Regions from separate parts of the Homo sapiens genome. Here region 1 is linked to region 2. The links are chromatin loops, found by intact Hi-C in ENCODE. Cell type or tissue: CD4-positive, alpha-beta T cell. All regions are shown on one strand. Each heading gives the region's core, and the rest is flanking DNA. Links, peaks and the distances in the headings are about the cores only.

Region 1 (8,698 bases), core at 2,280-7,279, 290 kb before region 2:
TAGTCCTTTATCTGCTAGTTGGGTTACAACTATATTTTTACATTTTTTGTTGACGTTATGGCTTGACTTACGGTGTTTTGTTTTGTTTTATTCCAATGCGGACATTTTTTATTTTTACGACTCCAAGTTTGTCAACCTCCCCTTTTATTGCCTCTGGGTTTTGTGACTTTCTTGGAAAAGCCTTTCCCTACTCTAAGATTATAAAATAATCTACCATGATTTCTTCTGGCATTGTTGTGGTTTTATTGTTTATTGAGTTCTTTGATCCACTTAGAATTTATCTGGAGTGCAGTAGGGACACCTTTGCCTGTGTCTCAGAGGGTCTCTGGAATGAGTTTAAGTGGTCAGAATCATAAGGGGGGGTGTGGTGAATTAACCACATGGGTAGCTGAATGCCGCTGAATGTCACTGTTTTCTCCCCAGTTGTGGAGTGGATGCCCACACGGGGCCGGACTGTGGCGGGTATTTTGCTGGGGTATTCCTTCACCCTGGGCCAGCTCATCCTGGCTGGGGTAGCCTACCTGATTCGCCCCTGGCGGTGCCTGCAGTTTGCCATCTCTGCTCCTTTCCTGATCTTTTTCCTCTATTCTTGGTATGTCCTGAACAGAGTGGGGTGGGGGAGGGTGCACCTGTGTGGCCGAGTCTTCACCTGGCCCTGTGAGAGGTTGGGGTGTGCAGTGACCGGGGCTTGCTGGACTTGACAGGGGACACAAAGGATGGCAGGCGTTCATGGAGGCTGCAAGCTCTCAAGTCCTCACGAATGGCTACTGGGACGCTCTGGTAAAATCCCTTGCATTAGTGTGGGGCCCTGGAACGTCCCAAGAGCTTTTGCCTTCATCAACTCCTTCGCATCCCTCAACACTTCATAAGTACTCTAAGTGCTTATAAAGTTATAAGAATATAACTGGGGCATATATAAGAGGGTAATGAAGCACAGCCCAGAGAGGGCCCATGACTCACACAAGGCCACACAGCTGGGGTCAGAACCAGATTCAAAACCGGGTCTGGGATAGGTGTGGTGGCTCACGTCTGTAATCCCAGCACTTTGGGAGGCTGAGGTGGGCAGATCACTTGAGGTCAGGAGTTCGAGACCAGCCTGGCCAACATGGTGAAACCCCATCTCTACAAAAAAAATAATTAAATAAATAAAATAAAATTAGCCAGGCATGGTGGTGGGTGCTTGTAATCCCAGCTACTCGGGAGGCTGAGGTAGGCGAATCACTTGAATCTGGGAGGCAGAAGTTGCAATGAGCCGAGATTGCTCCACTGTGCTCCAGCCTGGGCGACAGAGTGAGACTTGGTCCAAAAAAAAAAAAAAAAAAAAAATGCCACGGGTCTGTTGAAATCCTAAGTCCTCTGTAGTTTTGTTTTTTTTTTTTTGGTTTTTTTTTTGTTTTGAGATGGAGTTTCCCTCTGTTACCCAGGCTGGAGTGCAGTGGCGCGATCTCGGCTCTGCAACCTCCACCTCCCAGGTTCAAGCGATTCTCCTGTCTCAGCCTCCTCCTGAGTAGCTGTGATTACAGGCACACACCACCATGCCCGGCTAGTTGTTTTGTATTTTTAGTAGAGATGGGGTTTCATTATGTTGGCCAGGCTGGTCTCAAACTCCTGACCTCAGGTGATCCACCCTCCTGGGCCTCCCAAAGTGCTGGGATTACAGGCGTGAGCCACCGTGCCTGGCCAAGTCCTCTGTAGTCTTTAAATACTGTTCAGTGAGTCTCTGTATGATGTACTGCAAAAAAAGGGAAGCTGGCATGGCCCCCAGACTTCCTGATGCTACAGACAGGAGGACAGGTCATCTTTTTTGGGTCTGAAAGAAGGTAGACAAGGGGGTATTGGGTTTGGGGAATAGAATGAGCTCTACCCAGCCCCAGATCCTTCTTCCTCCTCTCGGTCCCAGGTGGCTTCCAGAGTCATCCCGCTGGCTCCTCCTGCATGGCAAGTCCCAGTTAGCTGTACAGAATCTGCAGAAGGTGGCTGCAATGAACGGGAGGAAGGAGGAAGGGGAAAGGCTGACCAAGGAGGTAAGCGAGCTGGGAGGAAGGAAGGGTGGGAACAGTCTTCAGTCTTGCTGGCAACCTCCAGTTGTACTAGAATTTAGCAACTTCCCAGGACTCACGTGCCATCCAGGTGTAGACATTGGGAATAAACAGGACAGGCAGAGTTCTCATGTGCGAAAGATGTTGTTTAGGTATTGAATGATTGTGTGATTTAGGATAAATAATTTAACTGCTTTGCTCATCAGTCAATCCACCTTTGTAATTAGGAAATAACCCTATTAACCTTGACATCCAGTTGAAATTTTAATAAAATAATAAACTAAAATTATTAAAATAGCAACCACACAGTAAAATTACTGGGGAATCAATAACAAAAGCACCATTATAAATACCATTTATTATAAGATAGTTACCATTTATTATCAATAAGCATCATTTCTCAAGCCCCATGCCGGGCACTAGGCTGAGAGCTTTATGTATGTAATCTCATTTCATGTCTCATTTTTGACAAAGAGGAAATTGAAGTGGGGACAGGACGGGTAACTTGCCTGAGAACACACAGTAGGAAGTGGCAGAACCACTTGGAACCCCTGCTCTTATCTGACTCAATCTCCGAGTCTATACCAGGAATGGGGTGGGAGGCCCTCCAGAACCGCAGAACCTCAGTAGTGTTGGAGTTCGTGTTGGAGCTTCTCAACACCCTGGAAACAGTGTGTTGGCACTTCTCAACACCCCTCAAGTGCCATCAGTCCTTGGACGGAGCGGAGACAAGGGCCAGCCACCTCACCAAAGACCTCAACCCCAGCTCTCCTCCACACAGACGAAGGGGTTCCCAGCAGGGATGTGGGGTCCGAGCTCCCTCGCTTTCCCTGAGCAGAGTCTTCTTACCTAGGTGATGAGCTCCTACATCCAAAGCGAGTTTGCAAGTGTCTGCACCTCCAACTCAATCTTGGACCTCTTCCGAACCCCGGCCATCCGCAAGGTCACATGCTGTCTCATGGTGATTTGGTAGGTGACAGGCTCATGCCCAAGACTTTCACCTGAGGCAGGGGCATGCTCTCTGCCCCCACTGAAAAACTCTGTTCTGAAATACTCTTAATGCAATGAGCAGGTGAGCCGTGTGAACTCAATCTCTTCCCACACCCTTTTTCCAGCACTCGGCCTCTGCTGGATGCTGAGATGTGGTGACAGATGAGATATCATGCTAACCCAGGAACCCCACTTCTGGGCAGTGGGTCTCACCTGGGTGGGAGGACTATTGGAATCACCAAGGCAGCTTTTCCAGAATGTAATTTGTCCCATCCTGATATGCCCTTTGGGCTGGCTCTCCAGTGGATTCTGGGAAGTGTCGCACTCTGGAAAAAACACTTCTGGATCCAGGAGGGGATAGACAGGAAAATTGTAATTTTCATGCAGTGAGACAAGTATCCTAACAGCATTTCTGCTAGCTGGGGCTGCTGACGGCTTCAGGCAGGAGATAGCATTTAGACTGCTTTTAAAAGATGGTTAATTGGCTGGGTGCGGTGGCTCACGCCTGTAATCCCAGCACTTTGGGAGGCCGAGGTGGGTGGATCATGAGGTCAGGAGATTGAGACCATCCTGGCTAACATGGTGAAACCCCGTCTTTACCAAAAATACAAAAAATTAGCCGGGCATGGTGGCGGGCACCTGTAGTCCCAGCTACTCGGGAGGCTGAGGCAGGAGAATGGCGTCAACCCGGGAGGCGGAGCTTGCAGTGAGCCGAGATCATGCCATTGCACTCCAGCCTGGGCGACAGAGCAAGACTCTGTCTCAAAAAAAAAAAAAAAAAAAAAAAGATGGTTAATCAAGTTTGCAAGGTGGGCAGGAAGGAATACCTAACAGGTTCACAGGCATGAAGATGTGAAATGGACAAAAATACAAAGGCAGCCCATATGCAGTAGCACCACCAGCTGCAAGCTGACAAATCCTAAGGGGAAGGGCTGATAAAAAACAACCGTGTTGATTTCATTCCACTGGATTTCCTGCACATTTAAATAATTGGTATTGATACTTATGAAGCAGGGAGTGCAGGCAATGAATTACTATCTCCTTCCTTCCTTCCTCTCTCTTTCTCTTTCTTTCCTTCTCTCCTTCCTTCCCCCCTCCCCTCCCCTCCCCTCCCCTCCCCTCTCCTCTCCTTTCTTTCCACGGAGTCTCCCTCTGTCTTCAGGCTGGAGTGCAATGGTGCGATCTCGGCTCACTGCAACCTCCGCCTCCCGGGCTCAGGTGATTCTTCTGCCTCAGTCTCCCAAGTAGCTAGGACTACAGGCACATGCCACCAAACCCAGCTAATTTTTGTATTTTTAGTAGAGACGGGAACTATCTGTTTTCTGTAGCAGACTGGGGAGTCTCTTTTAGTAGATATCAGCTGGGCTCTGAGGCCAGACTATCCAAGTGACCTGAGCAAGTCAGGGAGCCCAGCCTCCTGGGGCCTCTTTCCTACTTCTGTAAGGTCCTTGTGAGGATCCAGAGTTAAGACATGAGGCCAGCCCGGGTGACTCATGTGTGTAATCCCAGCACTACGGGAAGCAGAGGCGGGAGGATTGTTTGAGCCCAGGAGTTCCAGACCAGCCTGGTCAACATAGGGAGACGCCCACTACCTGGGGGTGGAGGGGTATGTATACCTGTGGTTCCAGCTACTTGGGACGCTGAGGTGGGAGAATTGCTTGAGCCCAGGAGTTTGAGGCTGCAGTGCCCTGTGATTGCACCACTGCACTCCAGCCTAGCTGACAGAGCGAGATCCCATCTCAAAAAAACAAAAACAAAAACCAGTTAAAGCACGTAAAGCACTTAAACCACAGGTTGCCCCCTGGGAAGCTCTGGGGTATAGAGTCTTTCCTCCGGTTTGGATTTGGGGCTGTGACCCCTGTGTACTGGGAAGATGGGACGGCCCCCAACTCTGGGAGGCTGTGAGGCCTTCTGTCCCCAACAGCGTGGCAGGCAGCGCAGTTCCGGCTCTGGGGAGCAAGGGGGCTCCTGCGAACCCGAGTCCAGGAATGGGCGTCTTCCTGCGGTAGCCCCTGCCGGCCTGGGCTTGCCCTTCGTCCACCTTCCTCTTTCCGCGAGGGAGAAACAGATCCTGAGTTCAAAATTCCAGAGCTGAAAGTCCTCTCTTGGATCCTTCTGGAAACAGCAAAAGCCCGTTTTTGCTGAGAAAGTGACTCGGCAGCTATCCGGAGCTCTCTGCCTGCAGGTGGGGCCATTCTCCTATGGAGCCGACCCGACCCGCTCAAAGCTGCCCCGGGAACCGCAGGTTTGGTTCGCGCACGCCGGGACTTGCCAACCGCACCCGAAAAATCGGGGCCATGTCCAAATGTTTCGCTTCGCTGCCGGCAGGGAGCCGCGCCGGGCTCGCTCCTGGGATCAACTGCACAGTCCTGGCTTTGGGGAGCGGGAGGCGGTGAGCCTGCCCGCCCCCCGACCCCTTCCTCACCAGTGTGTCTGGGGTGAGGTGGGGATGGGGAGTCCTGGGGTTCGAAAAAGGATGGGGGAGGAGAAAGAGGAAGTGTTAGGAACTGGTGAACTTTCACAAACTTCCACAAACCCTATTGTAAATGCCTTCAATTAACTGGGATTTTTTTCTTTACTGGTTGATTGATTTAAGACAAGGTCTTGCTCGGGCACCCAGGCTGCAGTGCAGTGGCACAATCATAGCTCACTGCGGCCTCGACCTCCCAGGCTCAAACGATCCTCCCACCTCAGCCTCTGTAGTAGCTAGGACTACAGGTGCCTGCCACCAAGCCCGGGCTCATTTTTAAAAATAGAGATGGGGTGGGGTCTTGCAATGTCGCCCAGGCTGGTCTAGAACTCCTGGACTGAAGCGATCCTCCCCCTTGGTCTCCCAAAGGGCTGGAATAACAGGGTTGAGCCACCTTGTAGTTTTTTTCTAAATTCTGAGAAGCATGCATACTCATTGTTAAAAACATTTTTTCCCCAAACAATCCAGAAACAGGCAGTGTAGTTCATTGGTTAAGAAGCAGGACTCGAACGTACTCCTTTGGTTTGAATCTCAGCTCTGCCACTTACTGGCTTTGTGATCCTTGACAAGTTACTTAACCGCTCTGTGCCTCAGTTTCTCCATTTGTAACATGGGCATCATAATAGAACCTACCACATAAGGCTGTTGTGAAAATTAGTCTGTAAAGCAGGTAGAACAGTGCCTGAATATGAGTTGTTTTCTGTTATCAGGTACATAAGTGCATGTCCCTCTCAACCTACTCTCCCTTCCACCTCTGAACATCTCCCATCTCCCATTTCTGTCAGGCATGAATTTGTATCCTTGCAGCTCTTAGTACATACATGACACCCACATACTTACACACACACACACACACACGTTCTTATAGAAATGGATTTAATAGGGGCTGGGTGTGGTGGCTCATGCCTGTAATCCCAGCACTTTGGGAGGCCGAGGTGGGCGGATCACTTGAGTCAGGAGTTCGAGACCAGCCTGTCCAACATGGTGAAACTCCATCTCTACTGAAAATATAAAAATTAGCCAGGTGTGGTGGCACGCACCTGTAGTCCCAACTACTCAGGAGGCTGAGGCAGGCGAATCACTTGAACCCGGGAGACAGAGGCTGCAGTGAGCCAAGATCTCGCCACTGTACTCCAGCCTGGGCAACAGAGCGAGACAGAGTGTCTCAAGAGAAAAAAAAAAAAGGATTAATACTCTACCTCTTCTGCTTTTGTTTTTTTAATAACTTAATCACATCTGTAAAAACTTTTACAACATTACATGTAACCAGCTTCCGGCATGTGATAGCTTTGCAATAAATATTTGATGAGTGAATGAACCAATGAGTGAATGAATGAATTTTAGAATATTGTGAGCCACAGAATTATAAGATGAAAAGGAATCTTAGAGAATGTCTGGTCCATTCTCCCTGCCACTGCCAATCTCGCCTGAGTGGCAATGCTGGCTAGTCGTGGTCCAGTCTCTCTGGGAAGACTCCGTTTCTAGAGCTCACATTCTCAGGAGCCTTTCCCCCTTCTTTCCTCCTAGGTGAGCAGACACGTTAACAAGCAAAAGAACTGAATGTAAAACTGGTGGTTTTTGACTGAGTGTCCCTCAAATTTCTCAATGGCCACTTTATTTTTTGTGAATGTTATAGTCTTATATTGCTTATAACAAATCACCATAATTTAGTGGCTTAAAATAACACCCATTTATGAGCTTACAATTCTGCAGGCCAGAAGTGCCAGCTGGGTTCTCTGCTCAGGCTCTTAGGAGGCTGAAACGAAGCCTCCTTTCTGGAGGCTCTGGGGAAGAATTCACAGCCAAGTTCATTTCAATTGTTGGTTCGATTTAACTGCTTGCAGCTGTAGGATTTATGTCTCCATTTCCTCACAGGCTGTTCATAAAAGCCACCTACATTCCTGGCTAAGTGGCCTCCTCCACCTCAAAGGAATATCTTCCTCATATCAAATCTCTCCCATGCTTTGAATCTCCAACTCCCAGTCTTTGACCTCTAGACCCAGATTTAAATCTCATGTTATTAGATCAGGCCCTCCCAGAAAAATCTCTGTTTTAAAGTTAAGTGATTTGGGACCTTAATTACATCTGCAAAATCCTTTCACAACACCTAGATTAGTGTTTGAATAACTGGGAGAAGGTTTGTGTACACCCGGGCCAGGAATTTGATGGACCATCTTGGAGTTCTTCTTCCCACATACAGGTTTATTTGTTTTTTTGTTTTTGTTTTTGTTTTTGTTTTTTCAAGGCAGAGTCTCACTCTGTCACCCAGGCTGGAGTGCAGTAGTGCCATCTCAGCTCACCGCAACCTCTGTCTCCTGTGTTCAAGCAATTCTCCTGCCTCAGCCTCCTGAGTAGCTGGGACTACAGGTATGTGCCACCATGCCCAGCTAGTTTTTGTATTTTTAGTAGAGACGGGTTTTCTCTATGTGGGCCAGGCTGGTCTCGAACTCCTGACCTGAAGGGATCTGTCTGCCTCAGCCTCCCAAAATGCTGGGATTACAGGCATGAGCCACCGCACGTGGCCCACATATACTTTTTATTGAAGTATAACACACATGCAAAAATGCACAAGGCTCAGCTTGACAAATTCTCACAAACTGTACACACCCATTAATCAACACACTGGTCAAGAAACAGAACATGATCAGCCTCCAGAAACCCCGTCCCCCCATGTCTTCTTCAGTCATTACCCTCCCCTATGGGAATCACTATCCTTATTTCTAATGCCACAGATTACATTAGCCTGTTTTTGGGCTTTATATAACTTGAGCTACATAGTTTTTGTAATTTATACCGTTTGTGAGATGCACTCATGTTGTCATATGTAATTTAGTTCGTTCTTTCTTCGTGTATAACAATCCATGGTACGAATATACTACTTGTGGTAGACAGAATAATGACCCCCAAAGATGTTTGAATCTTTATAGCTTTTCTGTAAATATATATTTATTACAAAATAAAAATTATTTTTAAAAAGCAAGGTATGCAGTAGAATAAGATACTTGCAGAAACCAATATCCAACAAAAAACCATATCCAGAAAATATATCTACGTCTATATATAATGTATATATATTACTAGAAATCAATAAGTAACATTCGTCCCCATCCTAATCCCTGGAATCTATAAATATGTTACCTTCTATGGCAAAAGGGACTTTGCAGATGTAACTAAGGATCTTGAAGGAGGATTACCCTGG
Region 2 (8,698 bases), core at 1,626-6,625:
CACAGGAAAATAGGGAACTTCTTTTTAAGTAGCCTCCTTTCCACTATTTAGTAATTGGCTGTGAGCTGGGCTGGGGGAGAAATGGGGCGGGGTGTGTGTGTCATTGGAAAGCTCTCTTTTTTGTTTTTTTGAGACAGTCTCACTTTGTCCCCCAGGCTGGAGTGTAGTGGCATGATCTCTGCAAACTGCAACCTCCACTTCTGGGGTCCAAGTGGTTGTCCTGCTTCACCCTCCCTGTAGCTGGGACTACAGGTGCACACCACCACGCCTGGCTAATTTTTGTATTTTCAGTTAGAGACGTGGTTTTACCATATTGGCCAGGCTGGTCTCAAACTCCTGACCTCGTGTGATCCACCCGCCTGGGCCTCTGAAAGTGCTGGGATTACAGGTGTGAGCCACCAAGCCTGGCCGATCCTTTTAAGTTTTTAAACCAGTTAAGCTCTTTGGTTCCCCCTCAGAGTCCCAAGGTCCTGGGTCACTCAGGATCACATTTTCCTTTAATCAGTTGTCACTGGTCCCCTTTTGTCCCTTTGAACGTGCTGTGGGATTAGTAGCAGCATCTGGCTGTTGGAAGGACTGGCTGGGATCTCAGGTGAAATACCCTCCCTGGCCCTCCTTACCCTTAAGATCTCCCTGAAAAGTCAGACCTTGCTTATTGGAGTTTGAGATGCATTCTAGTAAACCCAGACCTACCAGAGAGAGGGACCCACGTCTGAAGAATCTTCCAGCCTGGGGAACCTGTGACTGGCCACACCCTTAGCCTAATGGAGGGGCCTCAGAAGCAGAACTACCTTTTTTTTTTTTTTTAATGGTATTACATTTTGCAAATGGAGAGGTAGACTCTGATTGGGCCCCTTTTGACAACGCAGCAGAGCTGAGGTTTGAATCCTAGTCAGTCAACACTTCAACCCCTATGTTGCTGTTTCTTCAATGTCTAGAATGTTCTGATAGATGAAGCAATGGCCCGGCAGGTCAGCAGCACACCAACCCCCAACCTACCCAGCCTGTATAGGCCTTGGCCACAGGAGCTTTCTCTTCCCTTGAAGTGATCTAATGGGGGATGGGGTATCTGTCTCGCTGGTTATGAAAGAAGCTGAGCTAGGTGCTCTCCTAAGTTGCTTAAGTGTCTTCTGAATTGATGCCCAGTCAGTTTCGTATGGAGAAAGGTCTCTGTTTTTCCAAAGCAGAAGGTTCTGTGGAAGCACAAATACTTTACTGGAGAGCAAAGGAGTACGAGTAGGAATTGGGGGCCACGCACAGTGGCTCACGCCTATAATCCCAGGACTTTGGGAGGCCGAGGTGGGCAGATCACCTGAGGTCAGGAGTTCGAGACCAGCCTGACCAACATGGAGAAACCCCATCTCTACTAAAAATACAAAATTAGCCGGGCGTGGTGGCGTATGTCTGTAACCCCAGCTATTCGAGAGGCTGAGGTAGGAGAATCGCTTGGACCCGGGAGGCGGAGGTTGCAGTGAGCTGAGATTGCGCCACTGCACTCCAGCCTGGGCAACAAGAGCGAAACTGTCTCAAAAAAAAAAAAAAAAGAAGAAGAAAGGCTGGGCACGGTGGCTCAAGCCTGTAATCCCAGCACTTTGGGAGGCCGAGGCGGGCGGATCACGAAGTCAGGAGATTGAAACCATCCTGGCTAACACGGTGAAACCCCGTCTCTACTACACACACACACACACACACACACACACACACACACACACACACAATTTGCTGGGCGTGGTGGAGGGCGCCTGTAGTCCTAGCTACTCGTGAGGCTGAGGCAGGAGAATGGCGTGAACCTGGGAGGCGGAGCTTGCCGTGAGGTGAGATCGGGCCACTGCACTCCAGCCTGGGCGACAGAGCGAGACTCCGTCTTAAAAAAAAAAAAAAAAAAAAAAAGAGTAGGAGCTGGGCATTCGCCAGGGGCTACGTAGTTCCTGGAGTTGAGGAAGTTCTCCAGGATTGAAAAATGTAAAGATCAGACACTGATCACAGCAACAGGAGGAGGCAGAAAAGTAGGCCGGAAGTCATTTCCACCCTCTGAGCACAAAATGGAGAGCATAAATTCCCCAAAAGCTCCTGTCCAAGTCAAGGGGACTGCGCTTTTTTTTTTTTTTTTGGAAACAGAGTCTCCCTCTGTCGCCAGGCTGGAGTGCAGTAGTGTGATCTCGGCTCACTGCAACCTCCGCCTCCTGAGTTCAAGCGATTCTCCTGCCTCAACCTTCCGACTAGCTGGAACTACAGGCGCGCCACCACGCCCAGCTAATTTTTGTATATTTAGTAGACGCGGGGTTTCACCATGTTGGCCAGGATGGTCTCGATCTCTTGACGTCGTGATCCTCCCGCCTCGGCCTCCCGAAGTGCTGGGATTACAAGGATGAGCCACCGCGCCCGGCCGACTGCTCTTAATAATATAAACAAGCCCTAGGCATTCCCCATATGTACTCCTCCAGTTGTACACAGGGACCTCAGTTTTTTCTTTTTTTTTTCTTTTTTCTTTTCTTTTCTTTTTTTTTTTTTTTTTTGAGACGGAGTCTCGCTCTGTCGCCCAGGCTGGAGTGCAGTGGGGCAATCTCGGCTCACTGCAACCTCCACCTCCCAGTTCAAGCGATTCTCCTCCCTCTGCCTTCCGAGTAGCTGAGACTACAGGCACACGCCACAACGCCCAGCTAATTTTTGTATTTTTAGTAGAGATAGAGTTTCGCCATGTTTGCCAGGCCAGTCTGGAACTCCCGACCTCAAGCGATCTGCCTGCCTTGGCCTCCCAAAGTGCTAAAATTACAGGTGTGAGCCACCGATCCCGGCCCACAGTTTTGGATTTCATCATCCTGATAATCCTGAGTTCAAGGGGCAGCTCCACCATTCCCCAACCCCTCCAAAACCTACCCTCTCAAGCCCCTCAGACCGAGGATCAGGGGCTGGTTGGTATGGACCTGTGTGAGATTTGGTTTGTTTTTGTTTTTGATACAGGGTCTCATTTTGTAGCTCAGGTTGGAATGCAGAGGCACAATCTAGGCTCGGCTCACTGCAACCTCTGCCTCTCAGGCTCAAGTGATCCTCCCATCTCAGCCCCGGGGTAGCTGGGATTATAGGAACACCTGCCACCACACCTGGCTAATTTTTTTTTTTTTTTGAGAAGCAGTCTTGCTCTGTCACCCAGGCTGGAGTGCAATGGTGCAATCTCGGCTCACTGCCTGCCACCTCCACCTCCTGGGTTCAAGCAATTCTTCTGCCTCAGCCTCTGGAGTAGCTGAGGCTACAGTTGTGCGCCACCACACCTGGCTAATTTTTTTGTATTTTTAGTAGAGACAGGGTTTCACCCTATTGTCCAGGCTGGTCTCAAACTCCTGACCTCGTGATCCGCTGTTTTCGTTTGGTTTGGGGTTTTTTTTTTTTTTGAGATGGAGTTTCATTCTTGTTCCCCAGGCTGGAGTGCAATGGCGCGATCTCCGCTCACTGCAACCTCTGCCTCCCGGGTTCAAGCAATTCTCCTGCCTCAGCCTCCTGAGCAGCTGGGATTACAGGCATGCGCCACCATACCTGTCTAGTTTTGTATTTTTAGTAGAGACGCGGTCTCTCCATATTGGTCAGGCTGGTCTGGAACTCCCGACCTCAGGTGATCCACCCGCCTCAGCCTCCCAAAGTGCTGGGATTACAGGCTTGAGCCACCACTCCTGGCCTAATTTTTGCATTTTTATTTTATTTTATTTATTTATTTATTTATTTATTTTTGAGACGGCGTCTTGTTCTGTCGCCCAGGCTGGAGTGCAATGGCGCGATCTCAGCTCACTGCAACCTCTACCTCCCAGGTTCACGCTATTCTCCTGCCTCAGCCTCTTGAGTAGCTGGGATTACAGGCACTCACGACGGTGCCCAGCTAATTTTTGTATTTTTAGTAGAGACGGGGGTGTCCGCCATGTTGGCCAGGCTGGTTTCGAACTCCTGAACTCAGGTGATCCGCCTCCCTCGGCTTTCCAAAGTGCTGGGATTACAGACTTGAGCCACTGCACCTGGCCCGGGCCGAGTACTTCTGACTTCAGGAAATGGATGAAATTACCAGACTTAGGGGAAGGGAACAGTGTGGGGAAGAGATCTGGGAGGGTTCTCATTCATGGGTTGTTGATTTGGAAGACCAGAAACCTGGCTCTGACAAAGCAGTGTTCTTTACGCCTCTGTTTTCCTATCTTTAATTGGGGACAGTGCTCTGTCAGTTTACTGTGACAAGCAAGAGTAGCCACAGTAGACCCACCTGGAAGCAACTAGAAATGACTTGGCTCTTGCTGCCATCTAGTGAACAAATTGGGCATTGCATGCGTTAGCTTTGGAATACATTGTAATACACTTGTTCAACAAACTTTTTTTTTTTTTTTGAGACTGAGTCTCACTCTGTCACCCAGGCTGGAATGCAGCGGTGCCATCTTCACTCACTGCAACCTCCGCCTCCTGGGTTCAAGCAATTCTCCTGTCTCAGCCTCCTGAGTAGCTGGGATTACAGGCTCCCACCACCACGCCCGGCTAATTTTTGTATTTTTAGTAGAGACAGGGTTTCACCATGTTGGCCAGGCTGATCTCGAACTCCTGACCTCAGGTGATCCACCTGCCTCAGCCTACCAAAGTGCTGGGATTACAGGCGTGAGCCACTGCACCCGTCTCAACAAGCATTTTTATTGCTGAGTAATACTCCCTTGTGTGGATATACCATGAAATTATTTTTAAAAATATTGGCTGAGGGCTGGGCGCGGTGGCTCATGCCTGTAATCCCAGCACTTTGGGAGGCCGAGGAGGGTGGATCACCTGAGGTTAGGAGTTCGAGACCAGCCTAGTCAATATGGAGAAACCTCCTCGTCTCTACCAAAAATACAAAAATGTTACAAACCTCACATTCGACACATGTATCCCAGGACTTAAAGTTAAAAAAAAATTATCTGAGTGTGATGGCACATGCCTGTAATCCCAGGTACTCGGGAGGCTGAGGCAGGAGAATTGCTTGAACCAGCGAGGCAGAGATTGCAGTGAGCCGAGATCATGCCATTGCACTCCAGCCTGGCCAACAGTGAGATTCCATCTCAAAAAAAAAAAAAAAAAAAAATTAAGGCCAGTCTCAGTGGCTCACGCCTGTAACCCCAGCACTTTGGGAGGCCAAAATGGACAGAACACTTGAAGTCAGGGGTTTGAGACCAGCCTGGCCAATGTGGTAAAACCTTGTTTCTACTAAAAATACAAAAAAATTAGCTGGGCGTAGTGGCACACATCTGTAATCCCAGCTATTCGGGAGGCTGAGACATGAGAATCACTTGAACCCAGGAGGTAGAGATCACGTCACTGCACTCCAGCCTGGGTACCAGAGTGAGACTCTGTTTAAAAAAAAATAAAAATTAAGAGTGGCTGGGCATGGTGGCTCACGCCGGTAATCCAAGTACTTTGGAAGGCTGCAGAGGGTGGATCTCTTGAGGCCAAGAGTTTGAGACCAACATGGCCAACACAGCAAGACCAAAAATATACAAAAATTAGCCAGGCGTGGTGGCTGGCTCCTGTAATCCCAGCTATTTGGGAGGCTGAGGCATTGCTTGAACCCAGGAGGTGGAGGCTACATTAGGCCGAGATCGCACCACTGCACTCCAGCCTGGACAACAGAGCAAGACTCTGTCTCAAAAAACAACAACAACAAAAAAGAGATTGTGTCTTGCTTTGTTATCCAGGCTGGTCTTGAACTCCTGGACTCAAGGGATCCTCCCACCTCAGCCTCCCAAAGTGGGATTACAGGTGTGACCCACTGCACCCAGCACTGGTGTTTTTTGTTTTGTTTTGGGACATGGTCTCACTTTGTCGCTGTTGCTCAGGCCGCAGTTCAGTGGCAGGATCTCAGCTTACTGCAGCCTCTGCCTCCTGAGCTCAAGCCAGCCTCCCACCTGAGCCTCCCAAGTAGCTGGAACCATACAGGTGCATACCACCATGCCTAGCTAATTTTTTTTTTAGATGGAGTTTCACTCTTGTTGCCCAGGCTGGAATGCAATGGCACGATCTTGGCTCACTGCAACCTCCACCTCCCCAGTTCAAGCAATTCTCTTGCCTCAGCCTCCTGATTAGCTAGGATTACAGGCATGCACCACCATGCTAGGCTAATTTTGTATTTTTAGTAGAGATGGGTTTTCTCCATTTTGGTCAGGCTGGTCTCTAACTCCTGACCTCAGGTGGTCTGCCCGCCTTGGCCTACCAAAGTGCTGGGATTACAGGTGTGATCCACCGCACCCGGCCTTAATTTTTTTATTTTTAGTAGAGATGGGGTCTCTCCATGTTGCCCAGGATGGTCTGGAACTCCTGAGCTCGAGTGATCCTCCCGCCTCAGCCTTCCAAAGTGCTGAGATTACAGGTGTGAGCCGCCTCGCCTGGCCACAGTTGCGTATCTTCTTTGGTGAAGTGTCTGTTCATTTGTGTTGTGTTTTTCTCTTTTCTTTTCTTTTCTTTTCTTTTCTTTTTAAGACGGAGTCTCCGTCTGTCGCCCAGGCTAGAGTGCAGTGTTGCGATCTCGGTTCACTGCAACCTCCACCTCCCAGGTTCAAGCGATTCTCCTGCCTCAGCCTCCCAAGTACCTGGGATTGAAGGAGCGCCCCACCACGCCCGGCTAATTTTTGTTTTTTTAGTAGAGACCGGGTTTCACCAGGTTGGTCAGGCTGGTCTTGAACTCCTGACCTCAAATGATCCACCCACCACGGCCTCCCAAAGGTGTGAGCCACCGTGCCCAGCCATTTTGTGTTTTTTTTTTCTTGCCATTGTTGTTGGCATTTTTATCTTTTGTTGAGTTGTAAGGGCTTTTACATATTCGAGATAGAAGTCCCTTGTCAGATTTTTTTTCTTTTTTTACTTCTGTTGTATGTTTATTATTTATTTTGTATTTTTTGAGACGGAGTCTCGCTCTGTCGCCCAGGCTGGAGTGCAGTGGTGCAATCTCAGCTCACTGCAACCTCTGCCTCCCGGGTTCAAGCAATTCTCCTGCCTCAGCCTCCCAAGTGGCTGGGATTACAGGCATGCACCACCACACCCCACTAATTTTTGTATTTTTAGTAGAGACAGGGTTTCACAATGTCGGCCAGGCTGGTCTCAAACTCCTGACCTCAAGAGATCTGCCTGCCTTGGTCTCCCAAAGTGTTGGGATTACAGGCATGAGCCGCTGCCCGTGGCCTGTTTTATGTTTAGATATATGTTTTGCAAAAGTTTTATCCCAATATGTGTCTTTCTTTTCATTTTTTTGTAACAGTGTCTTTGAGGAGTAGAAGTTTTAAATCTCTTTTTTTAAATTTTTATTGTTACAAATGTTTACTTAATAAAAAGCTTAATATAAAAATGCACATGGCCCAGGCCGGGCGCGGTGGCTCATGCCTGTAATCCCAGCACTTTGGGAGGCCGAGGCGGGCTGATCACGAGGTCAGAAGATCAAGACCATCCTGGCTAACATGGTGAAACCCCGTCTCTACTAAAAATAATACAAAAAATTAGCCGGGCGTGGTGGCGGGCGCCTGTAGTCCCAGCTACTTGAGAGGCTGAGGCAAGAGAATGGCATAAACCCGGGAGGCAGAGCTTGCAGTGAGCCGAGATTGTGCCACTGCACTCCAGCCTGAGCGACAAAGGGAGACTCTGTCTCAAAAAAAAAAAAAAAAAAAAATGTACGTGGCCCAATTTTTACATCATAGTAAAACAAGTCCTTTGGAGAAGGGACTTGGATTTCTCTGCAGAGCCGCCATTGTTTATAGTTGTTCCAAGGCTTCTAATATGAGGATACTTCTCCCTCATCTTACCACTGTTCCAGGGTTGCTCTGTTGTCCACTAGTTGCCATCTTCACACTTTCATCTATCACAAGATTCATAAAGGGATCAAATCCCCAAAATATTCCTTGGATACATCTGCCATCATTTAATATTTTTTATTTTTTATTTTTTTGAGATGGAGTCTCACACTGTTGCCAGGCTAGAATGCAGTGGCTCGATCTTGGCTCACAGCAACCTCTGACTCCCTGGTTCAAGCGATTCTCCTGCCTCAGCCTCCAGAGTAGCTGGGACTACAGGCATGCGCCACCACGCCCAGCTAATTTTTGTATTTTTAGTAGAGACGGGTTTTCACCATGCTGGCCAAGATGGTCTCGATCTCTTGACCTGGTGATCTACCCGCCTCAGCCTCCCAAAGTGCTGGGATTACAGGCGTGAGCCACCATGCCTAGCCGTTATCTATAATTTTTATGCTGGAGGAGGGCGGGGGGTGAGCTTTGCTCATAGTGTCTCAAGGTTTTAAATCTTGAACAAACTACTGATACACCCGTAATACATAAGAATTTCAAAAGATGTTGAGATTAAAGAAACCAGTTTTTAAAAACTATTAGTTTAGTGCAAAAGTAATTGCAGGCTGGGTGTGGCAGCTCACGCCTATAATCCCAGCACTTTGGGAGGCCAAAGCAAGTGGATCACCTGAGGTCAGGAGTTCAAGACCAGCCTGACCAACGTGGTGAAGCCCCGTCTCTACTAAAAATACAAAAATTAGCCGAGTGTGGTGGTAAACACCTGCAATCCCAGCTACCGGGGAGGCTGAGACATGAGAATCGCTTGAACCCGGGAGACAGAGGTTGCAGTGAGCCATGATTGCACCCCTGCACTCAAGCCTGGGTGACAGAGTGAGACTCCGTCTCAAAAAAAAGTAATTGCAGTTTTTGCCATTAAT

Evidence for each region. Hi-C counts contacts between places; a loop is a spot of excess contacts. Peaks named below come from ENCODE experiments on the same cell type or tissue, not always from the same donor. Only the 100,000 strongest peaks of a DNase experiment are listed, where the experiment ranks them.
Region 1: it touches region 2 in a loop (3-fold over the local background); 3 of 110 quality-filtered maps call a loop at or near these places.

Annotation. Positions count from the first base shown.
Region 1 is chr11:65,220,573-65,229,270 of GRCh38, forward strand. It overlaps the pseudogene SLC22A20P. Among named protein-coding and RNA genes, the nearest start is that of POLA2, 37 kb to the right of the region's middle. RefSeq lists a silencer at 1,194-1,423 and an enhancer at 5,298-5,497. In CD4-positive, alpha-beta T cell, for the core only: no CTCF peak of the experiment used is centred there; a DNase peak (open chromatin) is centred at 5,249; H3K4me3 peaks cover 880 bases; H3K27me3 peaks cover 1,392 bases.
Region 2 is chr11:65,506,667-65,515,364 of GRCh38, forward strand. It overlaps TALAM1 and the pseudogene SNRPGP19. Among named protein-coding and RNA genes, the nearest start is that of MALAT1, 12 kb to the left of the region's middle. RefSeq lists enhancers at 106-205, 706-1,015, 728-1,409, 1,126-1,195. In CD4-positive, alpha-beta T cell, for the core only: a CTCF peak has its summit at 4,279 (motif pointing left); DNase peaks (open chromatin) are centred at 1,755, 2,285, 3,095 and 4,285.